2 separate regions of the Mus musculus genome follow, and region 1 is linked to region 2. A link is a loop called in an ENCODE intact Hi-C map of the cell type or tissue named here. Cell type or tissue: left cerebral cortex. All regions are shown on one strand. Links, peaks and the distances in the headings refer to the core of each region. The heading gives the core; the rest is flanking DNA.

Region 1 (8,315 bases), core at 1,725-6,724, 59 kb before region 2:
GCCCAAGGATTACAAGTGTATTACCAGCAGGGTTTAAAGCTTTGTTTAACTGAGGATTTCAAATGTATATCAGTGTGGAAAGAACTTCACAACAGCCCCCTTTGCACCATCACCCAAGTTTAAAAATTATCATGACAAATCTTGGTTGATTTATAGCCAACCTAATCTCCATCCTACTTCTTACTGACTGATTTTTGAAGCATTTTGAAGTAATATCCATATATTATGCAAATATGTATATTTTAAAGTACTAAAACCTTTAAAAAATACTATGTGAATTGATTAGACACTTTTATGTCATTTTTCACACTGACGTTTAAAATTTTTTGATATGGAACATACCAAAATATTTCCAAGCTTTGGTTTTTCACATTTAGATCTTTAATACGCTAAAATTAGTTTTTATATGAACTGAGATTTAATTAAAATGTTGAATATTTTTCTATGTTTTGTATATTTTTCTAACATCATTTATTAATTAGTTTTCTTTTTCTATACCTATTTCTAAAACTACTTCTTTTAAAATTTTATTTAATTTTATTTTTGAGACTGAATTACAGAACATAACTCTGGCTGTCCTAGAACTCACTATGTAGACAAGGGTGGCCTTGAACTCACAGTCATCTGCCTGCCTCTGATTCTTGAGTGCTGGGATTAATGATGCATGTCACACTACAATGGCACTTTGATAAAATTCCAAAAATTTAAAAATATGTGATCTGGTTTTGAATTTACTTATTTTATTCCTACATTCTTTGAATATATATTCATTCAAGATTAAAATGTCTGTGTGTGAGAATAGAGTATATGCTATGTATGTGCAGAGGTCACAAGAAGGCATTAGATCCGTTGGAGCTAGCATTTTTAGTCAATGTGGGCTAATTATAGCAATATAGCCATTATATATATAGCAATATAGTCATTATAGCAATATAGCCATGTAGGGGATAGAAAGTGAACTCAGGTTCTCTGGAAGATCAGGAAGTAAATCTGAGTTATCTCTCTTGCTTTTTACTGAAAAAAAAACCCAATATTTTTAATTACTACAGCTTTATTATAGCCTTTAAACAAATGTTGATTGTTTTCTTTCATAATGCGTTGGCTGTTCTTGGTCCTATACCTTCCTTATGAATTTAAATATGATAGTGTCAAGTTCCCTAAAAGGTTCTTGTAAAATTACATTGAATTTATAGATCAATTTCAGAAAACTTTATAGCTTTTTGATGTTGAGAATTCCCACCTACAAATGTGGCATATATTCACACTTACTTGTCATTTTTATATCTTTAATAAAGTGTATAATTTTCTTTATGAATGTTCTATACATTTTTGCTAGATTTATTACAACAACCCTCAGCTCCTATTATTATTTTTAATGTGATCATTTTTTAAGCTGAATTTTATCACTTTTCATTGCTCTTATAGAGAAAGACAATTGGTTCTGTTCAACTTTTACATCCAACAATTTGGCTGAAAAATCTCTTTGCTTCTAATAGTTTGCCAATTACGTAAAGATAATCACATCACCTGCAAATAATAAAACAGACTGGTTTCTTATCTATTCTAGTTATCTTTCTTTTCTTAATTCACTGGCAAGAGCCAGTGATACATTATAATAGTAGCCATGGGATTCCTTTCTTGTTCTTCAGTTTAAAAGGAGTATCTGTAATGTTCTTTTGCAAGAGTTGGAGTTTAAGCAGAGAAGCAAGACACTAAAACAGAAAATTTTGTTACTGGCATTGAACTTTATACACTTGTAGGAGCTGGGTAATCTCCTGTGAGGGTTCATGCTGGAAATTAAAGTCCATAGGACAGGCAGTATGAAGGAAGGATGGATGGAAAGGGGAGGAATGTAAAGATCAAATGGAACCTACAAACCCAAGCTGGAACTTACAGACTGAAATTTTTGTCGATATTGTTAGTTCTGTTCTTGATGGCCAGGGATCTTTGTAATAGATCTCAGCATACACAGCTTTGGACAACTATAAGAAACACAAGGTAAAGAACCAACTGAAGCGCTTGCTCAAGGCTAAGAGAATGTAGAGTGGGTAGTAAAAAATTGTCGTTATAATACCAACTATGACCACATGCCATGTTATAGAAATGAGGGTTGTGTTGCTGGAAATATTAAAAAGGAACCAGCAGGCTTCCCATTACTTCTGGCCACTCTCTGTCCCAGTGCTGTCCCACCAGTTTACTCTCTGCCTTCCAACTCTCCAGCAGGGCAGGAGCTCCCAAGTTCCCTTCACTGAAACTCCAGCCTCACGCAAGGACCATAACCATCCACCCAGCGGTCAGCCTCCACAACTCTCTGCCCCGGTACAGTCCCACCAGTTCTGTCTCTAGTTAGCCCCTGCAGCTACCGATCACAGTGTTCCCAGCTCCGGTTCACTTGTCTCTGGAGCCATAAACCCCTCTAGTCAGCGATCCCACATTTTAATAACCCAGTAAATCAAAACTCTTGAAGCTTATAATTAACAAGTCAGATTTATATATCAATAAATTCTCAATTCACAAAATGCCAACACAATAATTTCAGAACCAATTGATAATGATAAAAGCTATCCACCTAGATTAGACAAATTATCCTAATTATTCTAACCTTTATGATATCATAACTACCTGTGGCTATTTAAAGCCATGATGGTTCAGGTTCTTCTTCCTGTCCGTCTGCCTCCATCTTGACTTCCCCCCATCTCCTGAGATGCTGTCTGTGCAACTCTTAGTTCTGCCTCTTATTCTCTGTCCAATCACAGGGCAACTGCTGCACTAACATTTTAATATAATTGGACAGGGAAAAATCTGGCCTCAGGGTTACAATAGTTTTTTTCTGCATTTTAATGCAAATAAGCTTGTATATGTTAGCCACATAGACTTGTTTTCTTTCTCTTTGAGTCTGAAGTACTAGGTAACTCAGATCCCCCAGTAGCTATGACTTTCACTATTGATGTCATAGTCTCCTTTTTCTTGCTCAACAGTTTCCCTCATTGTTAATAACCAATCAGTATGTCGGGGGAGAAGAGTTCAAGTAGAGTAAAATAAATAATGATTTTATTAATGACCAGTTTTTAGATATTTCATTTATTTTTTATTTTATTTAATAAAATGTATAATGATATTATTATTTGACCCCTCTGGAGCATTTTATACAAAATAGCATCTTCCTAAAGGAGCTTTATCAGCCAGTGTTCAATTGGAGAAACAGAACCACCAGAAATTAGTACATGGCCATATATGGATCTGTTTAAGTATTTACATTTAGGTAATTGTAGTAGCTAGTAAAGGTATCTCTGTGATGAGGTCACCCTCACATCTGGGGCAGAAGATTCAAGTCTAAAGGGGCAAGAAATTGGGAAAAAAAAGATGGAAGTAAATTAGAAGAGAACATGGACAAGACAAGTTGGAGACCACAAGAGTCAGGTAGAGCCTGTGTGGATGGACTGATATGCATGTTAGTTCGGTTGCCTTTAACCTTGTTGGAGCTGTCATAACAACTGATTCAGACCAACAAGTTGAACTAGAAGTAACAACACATCTGAATTACAAAGCATCTGGGATTTCTCTGTCGTCTTCCCAATCTCACAGAGAATTCTTTTTTATAGCCCAACCCAAAATGACCATGTGAGAAAGGAAAGGTAGCCAGATATCTATTGGTTTCACATCTAGGCAACTGCCAGCTCAACCAACCGCATATCAAAATATAATTATGGCAATGCTTGTTCCTGTACAGAGGTTTTGTTTGTTGTTATTCCCTAAACAAGACAGTTTAACAATTGATTGTGTACCATTTACATTATGGTAGGTATCTGTCTTAGTTTCTCCTCTGTTGCTGTGATAAAACATGCTGGATGCCAAAACAACTTGGAGAATAAAGGATCTATTTTGGCTTATAGTTATAGAATAGAGTCTTTCATGCAGTTATGAGGGAGGCATGGCAACAGGCAGAGAAGGCATGATTGCAACAGTAGGAAGCTGGCTGGTCGCATTTTATCTCCAACCAGAAAATAGAAAAAGTGAAGTGTGGCCAGGTTATCAGACTTCACAGGCTATCCCCCAGTGACTTTCCACTGCAAAACTCCACCACCTCAAGATTTCCTAGTCTTCTTATACAGCACCACATGTTCAAATGCATTGACCTAAACAAAGCATTTCACATTCAAATCACAACAGTATTGTGAGTAATCTATAGATGATTTCAAATATGCAAGAGGATATTCATTAGCTAGATGCAAATACTATGCCATTTTGAATAAGGGACTCCAGCACTATCAGATACTAGTACATGTGAAGGCACTTGGAGCCAACATCCATAGACTCTGAGGACAGCTGTACTGGGAGATATATACTACAGCTTTGGCAATTTGATAAGTAACAGATCCATAGTACATGTGTTTCTTGACTTATATTGTTTTTGTTTTCAATCTATTAGGGTATAATTTACAATACAATGTATGTATTTTAAGTGTACAATTTGATGGCCCTTAACAATTCTCTCCTCTTAAATTCAGGTAAAGCTTGTCTCATTTTCTGTCAGTATATATTACGTTTGACTGTTCTGAATTTTGTACAAGTGAAACCATACAGATTATGCTCTTTTCTGTCTGGCTGTTTCACTCATTTAATACTTTTATTTTTTTAACATTTATTTATTTATTTATTTGGTGTGTGTATGTATATGTGTGTGTGGGATGGGACAATAGGGCATGTGTATGAAAGTCAGAGGACAATTCTGGGAGCTGGTTTTCTCCTTCTACCTTGTGAGTCATCATGCTTGGCAACAAGCGCCCTTACGATCAGCCCACAGTTTAATCATTTTTAGACACACTTATTCTGCTATTGTATCATTTATATAACACTGAACTCATATGGTCAAGCTTGGTGGCAAACACTATTTTCCTTGAAATCAACTTTCCAGCTCCCATGTGTTGTTATAATGAAGTCTCTATAAATGTCAGTTATGTGAATTTGGTTAGTAGCACTTAAGTATTCTATAGCATTACTGATTTTCTGTCTACTTATTCTGTTAATCTTTGATGAAGGAATAATGAGATTACTTTTTTCAAAATCTCTGAAATCTTTATTAACTGTGAATGTTCCTATTTTTCCTTCATTTTTCTTGTTTTATTCTATGTATTTTAAAAGTGCTAGTTATTGCACGTGTATTTAGAATTTCTCTTCATGATTTGACCCCTTTGCATATGTAATATCTCTTTTCATCTGTAATAGCATTTGAGGTTGCTTTGTTTTTAGTGTGGTTCTGTTTGTATACACTCTCTCTGACTTCAGAAAATGTCATTATTTGATTTTCATTCAACGATGGTTAGCTGGTGTAACAGTTTGTGCTGCTATAACTGAATGCTGGAGACTAGGTAATTAATAAAGAAAAGAAATGCATTTGGTGTATAGTTCAGGAGGCTGGGGTATGTAAAATCAAAATGTCAGCCTTTGATGAAGGCTTTCTTAATGAATTAAAACAAAGCAAAGGTGGTAGAAGGGCAACGACAGGGAAAAAAAGATCAGACTCACAGCCTCTAGCTCTCTGTAACCAGCATTAATCCATTCATGTGAGTGGCACCTCCTGACCTGAACATCCCACAGCAGGCCTCCTCTCCCAATACTCCCACATCAGGGATAACCTCTGTAGCACATGTGCTTAGAGACATAATCAGCCCATAGCCATTGAAATTAAATCCAAGCAAACAGTTATTGTCTCTCAGCCCTATAATAATATCATTTCCTTTTTGGCCTTTAATGTTGTTGTGTCTCCTTTCAATTTATCTGTCGCTGCTTTCTATGGTACTCTGTCATTTCTCCCTAATGGATTTTAATATTTGCTATTTGATTTTGGTATTTCAAATTTTTTACAATGTAAATATATTTATGTTTTGATTTCTTTTTATTTCTCCTTCTTGGCATGGATATGTTTCTTAAAGCTGTAATTTATGACTTTAATCAATACAGAAAAAACTGTCAGCCATTATGTCTGAAAATATTGATTTTCTGTCATCCCACCATCCCTGTAATCTTTCTAGCATCTCCCTAGGGAGTTGCTGCCACAGATATATGTGACTATCTCATTCTCTCCCTGATATCTCACCAGCTCTTTTTTATATGCTCCATAATTCATATATCCCATTTTTTGATCTTGCTGTGGTGCATTTTAAGTACATTCATCAAATATATTCTCCAGTTCAGTAATTCTCCTCTGCAGTGTTAAATGTGATTTAAAAGTCCACTGAGTTTTAGATTTCAATATTTATACATTTAATTTCCAAGAGATCAGCTGAGCTCAATATTTGTGTGTTAATTTTTAAAATACTGACACATTCTTATGGATGAAAATGTTCCCTTTGTGTCTTTACTAATTCTAAGCTTGCTTACTTATTTTATCGTTTTCAATAGGATGCTCTATCATAAGAAGAACTTGGAGATAGTAGATTTACAGTTTATGGGGCCACTCTGATTCATAGTGGAACCTTCTGTTAGACTTTGTGACTTAGAGCCTTCCCTGTGCAGTCTTGGGCATGTCAGACTCTGACCATGCTCTCCAAAGCACTTCTACATTTGTTTCTGCTGGGCAACAGAATCTGGACAGAATTTTTATGTTAATTCATTTAACGATCACTGGCATGAGTAGATGGTGTAGTTTAGTATATGGTTATACATTTTTCAAAGGAATATACTTTTTTCTGCCCAGAAGCCAAGCAAAGGAAGTGATGAGAAAAGAGGAAAAAAAAAAAAAAGAAGGGAGGGAGGTAGAGAGGAAGAGATTCTTTATTGTTAGCTTATGCTAGCCAGTAAGTTTTTCTGTTTTGTTTTTGTTTTACCAGCTATTGCCAATGGCTCATTACTTCAAGACCCTGGTTTTATTTGCAACTTGACAACGCTAATTCTTTGCCTCATGTAAACAAAGGAATCCAGTCTTCAGCTAAACAATCTACAATGAAAAGTGATACAAAAGAAAATGTATAAACAAAGATTTATACCAGTGTATCACCAACACACCACACCCTTTCTTAGAAAATAATGTGGTCATCTGGGTTTTTTCCAGCTTCTGGCTATTATAAACAAGGCTGCTATGAACATAGTGGAGCACGTGTCCTTATTACTAGTTGGAACATCTTCTGGGTATATGCCCAGGAGAGGTATTGCTGGATCTTCTGATAGTACTACGTCCAATTTTCTGAAGAACTGCCAGACTGATTTCCAGAGTGGTTGTACCAGCTTACAATCCCACTAGCAAAGGAGGAGTGCTCCTCTTTCTCCATATCCTCGAAAGCATCTGCTGTCACCTGAATTTTTGATCTTAGCCATTCTGACTGGTGTGAGGTGGAATCTCAGGGTTGTTTTGATTTGCATTTCCCTGATGATTAAGGATGTTGAACATTTTTTCAGGTGCTTCTCAGCCATTCGGTATTCCTCAGATGAGAATTCTTTGTTTAGCTCTGAGCCCCATTTTTTAATGGGGTTATTTGATTTTCTGGGATCCAGCTTCTTGAGCTCTTTGTATATATTGGGCATTAGTCCCCTGTCAGATTTAGGATTGGTAAAAATCCTTTCCCAATGTGTTGGTGGCCTTTTTGTCTTATTGACAGTGTCTTTTGCCTTACAGAAGCTTTGCAATTTTATGAGGTCCCATTTGCCAATTTTTGATCTTACAGCACAAACCATTGCTGTTGTTTAGGAATCTTTCCCCTGTGCCCATATCTTCGAGGCTTTTTCCCATCCTGAGTGGGGTAACCCAATCACACAAGAAGTCACTTGATATGCACTCACTGATAAGTGGATATTAGCCCAGAAACTTAGAATACCCAAGATACAATTTGCAAAACACAAGAAAATCAAGAAGAGGGAAGACCAACGTGTGGACACTTCATTCCTCCTTAGAATAGGGAACAAAATACCTGTGGAAGGAGTTACAGAGACAAAGTTTGGAGCTAAGACGAAAGGATGGACCATCCAGAGACTACCCCACCCTGGGATCCATCCCATAATCAGCCACCAAATGCAGTAACTCTTGCATATGCCAGCACGATTTTGCTGAAAGGACCCTGATATAGCTGCCTCCTGTGAGGCTATGCCATTGCCTGGCAAATACAGAAGTGGATTCTCACAGTCATCTACTGGATGGAACACAGGGCCCCCAGTGGAGGAGCTAGAGAAAGTACCCAAGGAGCTGAAGGGGTCTGCAACCCTATAGGTAGAACAACATTATGAACTAACCAGTATCCCCAAAGCTCCTGTCTCTAGCTACATATGTAGCAGAAGATGGCCTAGTTGACCATCATTGGGAAGAGAAGCCCCTTGGGCTTGCA
Region 2 (8,315 bases), core at 1,518-6,517:
TACTTTTTGTCTTAGTTGGGGTTTTACTGCTGTGAGCAGAGAGCATGATCAAGGCAAGTCTTATAAAGGATAACAGTTAACTGGAGCTGGCTTATAGGTTCCAGAGGTTCAATCCATTATCATCAAGATAGGAGCATGGCAGCATTTAGGCAGGCATGGTGCAGAACAAGCTGAGAGTTCTATATCTTCATCTGAAGACTGCTAGTGGAAGACTGACTTCCAGGCAGCTAGGATGAGGGTCTTAAAACCACACCCACAGTGACGCGCCTAACTCCAACAAGGCCATATCTTCTAGCCAAGCATATACAAACCATCACAATTTTAAAATTTTTCTAACGGGATTTCTGACTTGATCAGAAGATCCAAGAATTTATACAAGCTTTTCTAACTTTGGTCATCCAGAGAGCTTTTAAATTTTTAACTAGCAAAGAGAGGTGTCTCAAGCAGTAAGCTAGTTGTTTCAACCAGAACGTTTTTTAGAATAGCAAAAACAGCTGTCTAGATGAGAACACAACACAAAGAGAGAACTATCTGAAAAGCTGTCTTGAGCTGACTACAGAGCCAAGTACTATCTACAGTGAACTGTCTTAAGAGCTATCTTGAACAGATAGGCCACTAGCTTGGAACCACAGTTTGGCCTCAAGTCCTTTGTTTTCACTGTCCCAGATTCCTGTTTATTCAGAATCCCTCTCTAAGCCAAGGCAAGAGCACCCCCTGGCCCCACCCAATCCCTGACAGCTGCAGATTTCTTTGGCACTCTCTCCTATCTCTCCACACTTGAACCTGAACCCCCACATTCCCCTCCCCATTCCCTCTTCCACTCAGTTCCCTCCCTCCATCTGCCTAAGACTATTTTATTCCCCCCTCCAAGTGAGATTCAAGCATCCTCATTTGGGCCTTCTTTCTTGTTTAGCTTCTTTAGGTCTATGGAGTATAGGAAGGGTATCCTGTATTTTGTGACTAATATCCACTTGTGAGTACATATTATGCATAATGGACCCTTGGAGGCTCTCAGAGACTGAACTACCAAACAAAAAGCTTAAAGCTTACACAGGCTGGAAGCTTACATAGCCCCACCCCACTCCCACCCCCACCCCATGCACATATGTAGCAGTCTTCATATGGGTCCCACAACAATTGGGGTGGGGGCTGTACCTAAAGCTGTTGCCTGTCTGTGGATCCAATTCCCATTCTTCTAACTGAGCTGCCTTGTCTGGCTTAAGTGGAAGAGGATGTGCCTAGCCTTGCAGAGACTTGAAGTACAAGGGCAGGGGGACCTGGGGGTTGAGGGGCTCCACCCTCTCAGAGGAGAAGGGGATGGGAAGGAGCTGTGTGAGGGAGCACCAGAAGGAGGGGGGCAGTGATCAGAATGTAAAGTGAATTAATTAATGAATCAATTAATAGAAAATAGTTACTACTACTACTACTACAAAAGAAAAAAAAGAGTGGAGTGATAGTGGTGCTGTGTGATAAAGACAAACTTAATCACTTTAGTCTATTAGCTGCCTAAGCCTATAGTCACCATCTTTATCAGTGGTTGACCCCTCTCCACTCTTTGTCTGTCATCTTTGAGGCCATTTGCTAATTCTCAGTACTTAGACCTGCTTTCCTACCCAGCTCAGGTTAGCATCACCATCTGAACATCTCTGTATCACCTTTCTTCATCTCTGCTGAAGATGTTCTTTATCTCTTTCCAGTCTCCCCAATCTTTTATCACTTATGCCAAGTAAAGCTAACTCCTGTCTCAGTGAGCCTTTAATATGGAATGGCATCACTCTTAAGACAGCCTGTGGCTCATTCGACAATCAATTGTGTACTTATTTTATTTGGCATCTGCCCAACCATCTACTCACTAAAGTGTGAGTTTTAATAGAAATTGTTCCTCATTAGAGTTGTTAGATTATCTCTTTAAATAGCCTATTAAATTTGAATTAATATAAATAACAAATACTATTTAGCAAAATGTTCTACATGCTACATCAGACATACTTATGAATTTATTTTTCACTTTTTAGTTGAGGTTGAAATTTAACTGAATGTCCTGTGTGTGCATGTGCTAAATCTGGCAACCCTAGACCTTATTCCTCTCTGACCATCAGGGTCTTAATCTATGAAAGAGTTATGGCTCTTGTCTATTTCAGAAAAATCTGGGTACCCTATTGCAGAACACTAAAGGAGTACTAAAGACTACGTGGATCAGTTTCAGTGGACTCAGCAATTTGGGGATCAAAAAGTATGTCCACCAGCATGAAAAGGTCAAGGCTCGAAGTTGGCAACAGGAATTCCAGTAATGATAAGACTGGAGTTGGTAATAAACTACTGACCAACCATCATTGTTTTTGTTGTCTAACTCCAGTGGATTTAGACATTTAGACATTCAGTGTTCTTTATAGACATTTCTTTTGAACACAATTTATGGTTTCAATCATTTCTCAAGAAAGTGCTATAAAACCAAAGGCAATGCATTTTATATATGTGCGTTGAGTTTTGTTGTTGTTTGTTTTTATTTTTACATTTTTGTACTACAAGTTCCCATGAGATTTTCTCCTCTGGCCATGAGAGTTGTTTTATAAATGATTTCACAGACAATTGTTTTTTAGTCAATTTTAGTGAGTATTGAGACTAATCATGACACATGTGTATGTATGTATGTATGTATGTATGTATATATGTATATGTGTTTTATATGTATGATGTGTGGGAGAGGAGAGAGAGAAGGAAAGAAAGACAGAAAGACAGAAAGGAAGGAAGGAAGGAAGAAAGAAGAAAGAAAGAAAGAAAGAAAGAAAGAAAGAAAGAAAGAAAGAAAGAAAGAAAGAGAGGAAGGAAGGAAGAAAGAAAGAGAGGAAGGAAGAAAGGAAGGAAGGAAGGAAGGAAGGAAGAAAGGAAGAAAGGAAGAAAGAGAGAAAGAAGAAAGACAATGTTGTCCCGGTTGACCTAAAACTCACAATGTAGATCAGAGTGGCCTTGAGCTTACAGAGATCCACCTGCTGCAGCCTCCCAAATGCTGTGTGTGTGTGTGTGTGTGTGTGTGTGTGTATGTGTGTGTGTGTGTGTGAATATATAAAGACCTGCTCTATCTATCACTATGGGCTATGAATATACCTTTATCTGCTAGCTTACTAAGTCTCCTTTAATAGATTACTACTGACTTGATTGCTTAAATGAAAGAAATTGCTTCTCTCACCATATTGGAGACCAGAATTTTGAAATTTGACTCTTGGGGGACATACTCCTAAAGAAGCATCTCTTTCTTGTTTCCGTGCCTTCTGAGAAATGCTGCCATTCCTGAGTTTCCCTCTGCTTTGCCTCTTTCATGACTGCAAATTCTGCTGTCACCTCAGGATGTAGCCTGAGGTCCCTTTAGATCACAGTTACAGCAGCATAGGATCTGCTCTAGTGTGCAGATGAAAACTGGAAGGATCCCATTCCAAGTTGTTCCTTGGTTCCTGTGTACTGATGGCTCTGGGCAGGTCTCTCTTGGGCCAGGAATTTGAGCAGAAGTGGTGGTCTCACATATGCTCTCAGGTGTGTCAGTACTCCTGGGAGACTAGCTCACTCCCACTGAGACCTTGGTATGGAGAGCTGTGTCTACTCCGCACTCTTGTTCTTTACTGCTTAATGCTTTCTCACAAATCTTTGTTCAGCCAAATTCACATTTTTTTTATTTCTTTGTACTCCATGTATTACTCTGTCACCATAGATAGGAATGAAAGCAGTGAACAATAACCAAAAGCCAGTCTCAATATTGTCCTGCTTTGCAATTTCTTTTTCCAAACAAATTAAGCTATTACTGCTTTTGAATTCAGTCTTACCCAAATTCTCATGAAACAGAATGCAGCCAGATTCCTTGCCAGAATACAACCTAGATAATGGCTAGTTTTATTTCTTCTATCATATTATATGCCAATGGAATTTCCCCCTAAGTCCTTCCCATCCCCTACCATCTAAATCCACTAGCCCTTCACCTCCCTTGAGAAAAGAGCAAGCCTTCCAGCAACATCAACCAAATAAAGCATTTCAAGCCACAGTAAGACCAGGTATGTATTCTCACATCAAAGCTGGGCAAGGCAACACAGTAGGAGGGAGTTTCTGGAAGGCAGACAAAAAAGAAAGTCGAGACAGCACTCTCTCCCACTGTTAGGAATCCCACAAGAGCACCAAGCTACATAATCATAATATATATGGAGAGGATATATGCAGAGAATGTAGATCAGACCCATACATGCTCCCTGATCTCTGTGAGCCCACTTGGGTTTCAGTCAGTTGGTTCTATTGGCCCCATATTCTCTTGGATTCCTTGATCCATCTGGCTCCTCCAATCATTCCTTCCTCTCTTCCACAGGACTTTCAGAGCCCCTCCTAATGTTTAGCTTCAGGACTCTGTGTCTGTTTTTTGGGGTTTTTTTTTTAGATTTATTTATTTATTTATGTATTTATTTAATGTGTGTTCACTGTAGCTGTCTTCAGACACTCCAGCAGAGGGCATCAGATTTTTGTTATGGATGGTTGTGAGCCTCCATGTGGTTGCTGGGATTTGAACTCAGGACCTTTGGAAGAGCAGTCGGTGCTCTTAACCACTGAGCCATCTCACCAGCCTCTGTGTCTGTTCTTATTAGTTGCTGGATGAAGTCTCTCTAGTCTCTCTGATGACAACTATGCTAGGCTTCTGTCCCAGTACAACCTGAAAGCATTACACATGGTAAGTCAGAGTTTTTGTGCCTGGGTTGGCATCCAAATCCCTCCACTTGAGGCCTTGCCTGATTACAGAAGATGGCTGGTTCAGGCTCCATGTCTCCCATTACGAAAAGTCTTTGCTAGTATCAACCACATAGATTCTATGGAGTTTCCATTGCACTGGGTTTCTACCTTGCTCCCCAAATGCCCCCAAATTAGTTTCTCTCCAGTATTTTCTCTCTACAGATGATGCCTACTGTTAAAGTACAACCTGTTCTGTCTCAGCATTGTGATGAAAGTTTCAAAGTCATCAACAGGTGTTGCCTCTGCAGGAGGTAGAACAAATACCACAGAGAACATGCTGAAGGGGCTAAAACTAGAAAAGTATAAATATTTGAATATGAAAAAGATGTAGCTAAGTTAAAAAAACAAATTCAAAACCAATAAATTCCAACGTGAAGGTCAAAAAGCTTCTTATGCATTCCAAGAGGAGAGACTCTTAGTATGTATTCCTACAACTTAGAACCTCAGAGTTAAATGTTTACCTGTATTGCAGGGTTAATTCTGAATATGTATATGGCAGGTCAGAGGTTAGTGTCTGCAGCCCAAATTATATCAAATTCATTGATTATATTCAAGTTTAAATTGCTAAAGTTAACAACATTCTGGATCCTATTGAATATCTCTTCAAAAAAAAGATCAATACTGTAAGATCATATTTATATTTTTTTCTATCTTCAGCTTTGAGGCAAATGGAGGGCCTCACACATTTTAGACAAATGGTATATCACTGAATCACACACCTAATTATAGATCTTATTTTAAAGCTATTATTAAATAAGTAGATAAGTCACTTGTTACACTCAACACATCATCTACCTTTGAAATTTTAAACTGGCAGACAACCGACCACCTTCCTGGCGAGAGCCACAGAGCTTCTGAGGCGGCACCATCTTCGGCTCCAGACAACCGGCCACCTTCCTGGTGAGTGCACAGGGATCCGCCAGCCCGAAAGGTTTGTGCCTCAGGCCCTGGCGGCGGGAGTCTCCTTGGCTCCAGGACTCCGTGGAGGGCAGGCTGCACGGGTGACGGTGTGGAATACAGAGGCCAGCCGTTTCTGGGAAAGGCAAGAGCCATTCTGAGGCGGCGCCATCTTCGGCTTCAGACAACCGGCCACCTTCCTGGTGAGAGCCACAGAGCTTCTGAGGCGGCACCACCTTCGGCTCCAGACAACCGGCCACCTTCCTGGCCAAAGCAACACAGCTTCTGGGAAAGATCCTGTTTTGGGCCTTCATCTTCAGCCAGGAGGAGGTCCAAACACCAGATAACTGTGCACCTTCCCTGAAAGAGGAGAGCTTGCCTGCAGAGACTGCTCTGACCACTGAAACTCAGAGGAGAGAGCTAGTCTCCCACGTCTGCTGATAGAGGGTAACAAAAGCAACAGAGGAACAATCTCTAAACAAAGACAACTATAACAACTAACTCCAGAGATTGCCAGATGGCGAAAGGTAAACGTAAGAATCCTACTAACAGGAACCAAGACCACTCACCATCATCAGAACCCAGCACTCCTACTTCGCCCAGTCCAGGACATCCTAACACACCTGAAAAGGTAGACCTGGATTTAAAAGCATTTCTCATGATGATGGTAGAGGACATAAAGAAGGAATTTAATAACTCACTTAAGGAAATACAGGAGAACACTGCTAAAGAGTTACAAGTCCTTAAAGAAAAACAGGAAAACACAACCAAACAGGTAGAAGTCCTTATAGAAAAACAGGAAAACACATCCAAACAGGTGAAAGAAATGAACAAAACCATACTAGACCTAAAAAGGGAAGTAGACACAATAAAGAAAACCCAAAGTGAGGCAACACTGGAGATAGAAACCCTAGGAAAGAAATCTGGAACCATAGATGCCAGCATCAGCAACAGAATACAAGAGATGGAAGAGAGAATCTCAGGTGCAGAAGATTCCATAGAGAACATCGGCACAACAATCAAAGAAAATGGAAAATGCAAAAAGATCCTAACTCAAAACATCCAGGAAATCCAGGACACAATGAGAAGACCAAACCTACGGATAATAGGAGTGGATGAGAATGAAGATTTTCAACTCAAAGGACCAGCAAACATCTTCAACAAAATTATTGAAGAAAACTTCCCAAATCTAAAGAAAGAGATGCCCATGAACATACAAGAAGCCTACAGAACCCCAAATAGACTGGACCAGAAAAGAAATTCCTCCTGACACATAATAATCAGAACATCAAATGCACTAAATAAAGACAGAATACTAAAAGCAGTAAGGGAAAAAGGTCAAGTAACATATAAAGGCAAGCCTATCAGAATTACACCAGATTTTTCACCAGAGACTATGAAAGCCAGAAGAGCCTGGACAGATGTTATACAGATACTAAGAGAACACAAATTCCAGCCCAGGCTACTATACCCAGCCAAACTCTCAATTACCATAGATGGAGAAACCAAAGTATTCCACGACTGTAGTGGCTATTCCTGGTTGTCAACTTGACAATATTTGGAATGAACTACAATCCGGAATTGGAAGGCTCACCAGTGACCCTTATCTGGAGGCTTGGAGACCCTTATCTGGATCTTGGTTTGAAGATCTTGAGCCATAGTGGCTATGGATTCCAGAAGATTGAATCTCCGAGTTTAAGGAACACACCTTTAATCTGGGCTACACCTTCTGCTGGAGACAATATAAGGACATTGGAAGAAGGGAGTCTAGCTCTTGCTCTTGCTCTTGCTCTTGCTCCTTCGCCTGCTTGCTGCGTGAGACTGAGTAACTGCTAGATCCTTGGACTTCCATTCACAGCTGCGACTGAACCATTGTTGGGAATTGGGCTGCCAACTGTAAGTCATCAATAAATTCCTTTACTATCTAGAGACTACCCATAAGTTCTGTGACTCTAGAGAACCCTGACTAATACAGAAGTTGGTACCAGGAGTGGTTCTAGAGTAACAGAAGTACAAGGATGAATCTTTTAAAATACTGGAATTGGCTTGTTGATCCACCAGCACTTTCAACTATTGAAACCTCTCCAGATTCTCTCCCTCCTGGAAGCTCAGAGAATTTTGAAGACCCATGGTTGAAACTATATTCCGAACTTAAAGAAGCTAATGACCTTGATTTTCTTAATGAATTAGGTGATTCAGTGCACAAAGCTTTCTACAAGATGGGGAAAAAATCGGAAAATGATTTTACTGGCTGGCTGCTCTTAGTATCTGTGGAAAAAATGATGAATGAAAGGAAGGAGTTGTGTGATAAAATCGAAAGGCTCCAGGCACAAGTAAATGATCTAAAAGTTGCTAAGTGTGTCCTTGAGGAGAATCTTCTCTCTTGTAGCAATAGAGCTCAAGTTGCAGAAAATCAAACAGAAACTCTCATTGTAAGGTTGGCTGAACTACAGCGAAAATTCAAGTCTCAGCCTCAGAGTGTGTCGACAGTTAAAGTAAGGGCTCTAATTGGCAAAGAATGGGATCCTACAACATGGGATGGGGATGTGTGGGAAGACCATGTTGAAGCTGAGAATTTTGAATCTTCAGATTCTCAAGGGTTTGCCCCACCTGAGGAAGTAGTACCCTCAGCCCCACCCCTTGAAATAATGCCTTCC

Evidence for each region. Hi-C counts contacts between places; a loop is a spot of excess contacts. Peaks named below come from ENCODE experiments on the same cell type or tissue, not always from the same donor. Only the 100,000 strongest peaks of a DNase experiment are listed, where the experiment ranks them.
Region 1: a loop joins it to region 2, with 3 times the contacts of the local background. A loop is called at or near these places in 1 of 42 quality-filtered maps.

Annotation. Positions count from the first base shown.
Region 1 is chrX:17,710,414-17,718,728 of GRCm38, reverse strand. No RefSeq gene overlaps it. Among named protein-coding and RNA genes, the nearest start is that of Gm39498, 95 kb to the left of the region's middle. In left cerebral cortex, for the core only: no CTCF peak of the experiment used is centred there; DNase peaks (open chromatin) are centred at 3,945 and 4,747.
Region 2 is chrX:17,651,456-17,659,770 of GRCm38, reverse strand. No RefSeq gene overlaps it. Among named protein-coding and RNA genes, the nearest start is that of Fundc1, 83 kb to the right of the region's middle. In left cerebral cortex, for the core only: no CTCF peak of the experiment used is centred there; a DNase peak (open chromatin) is centred at 4,091.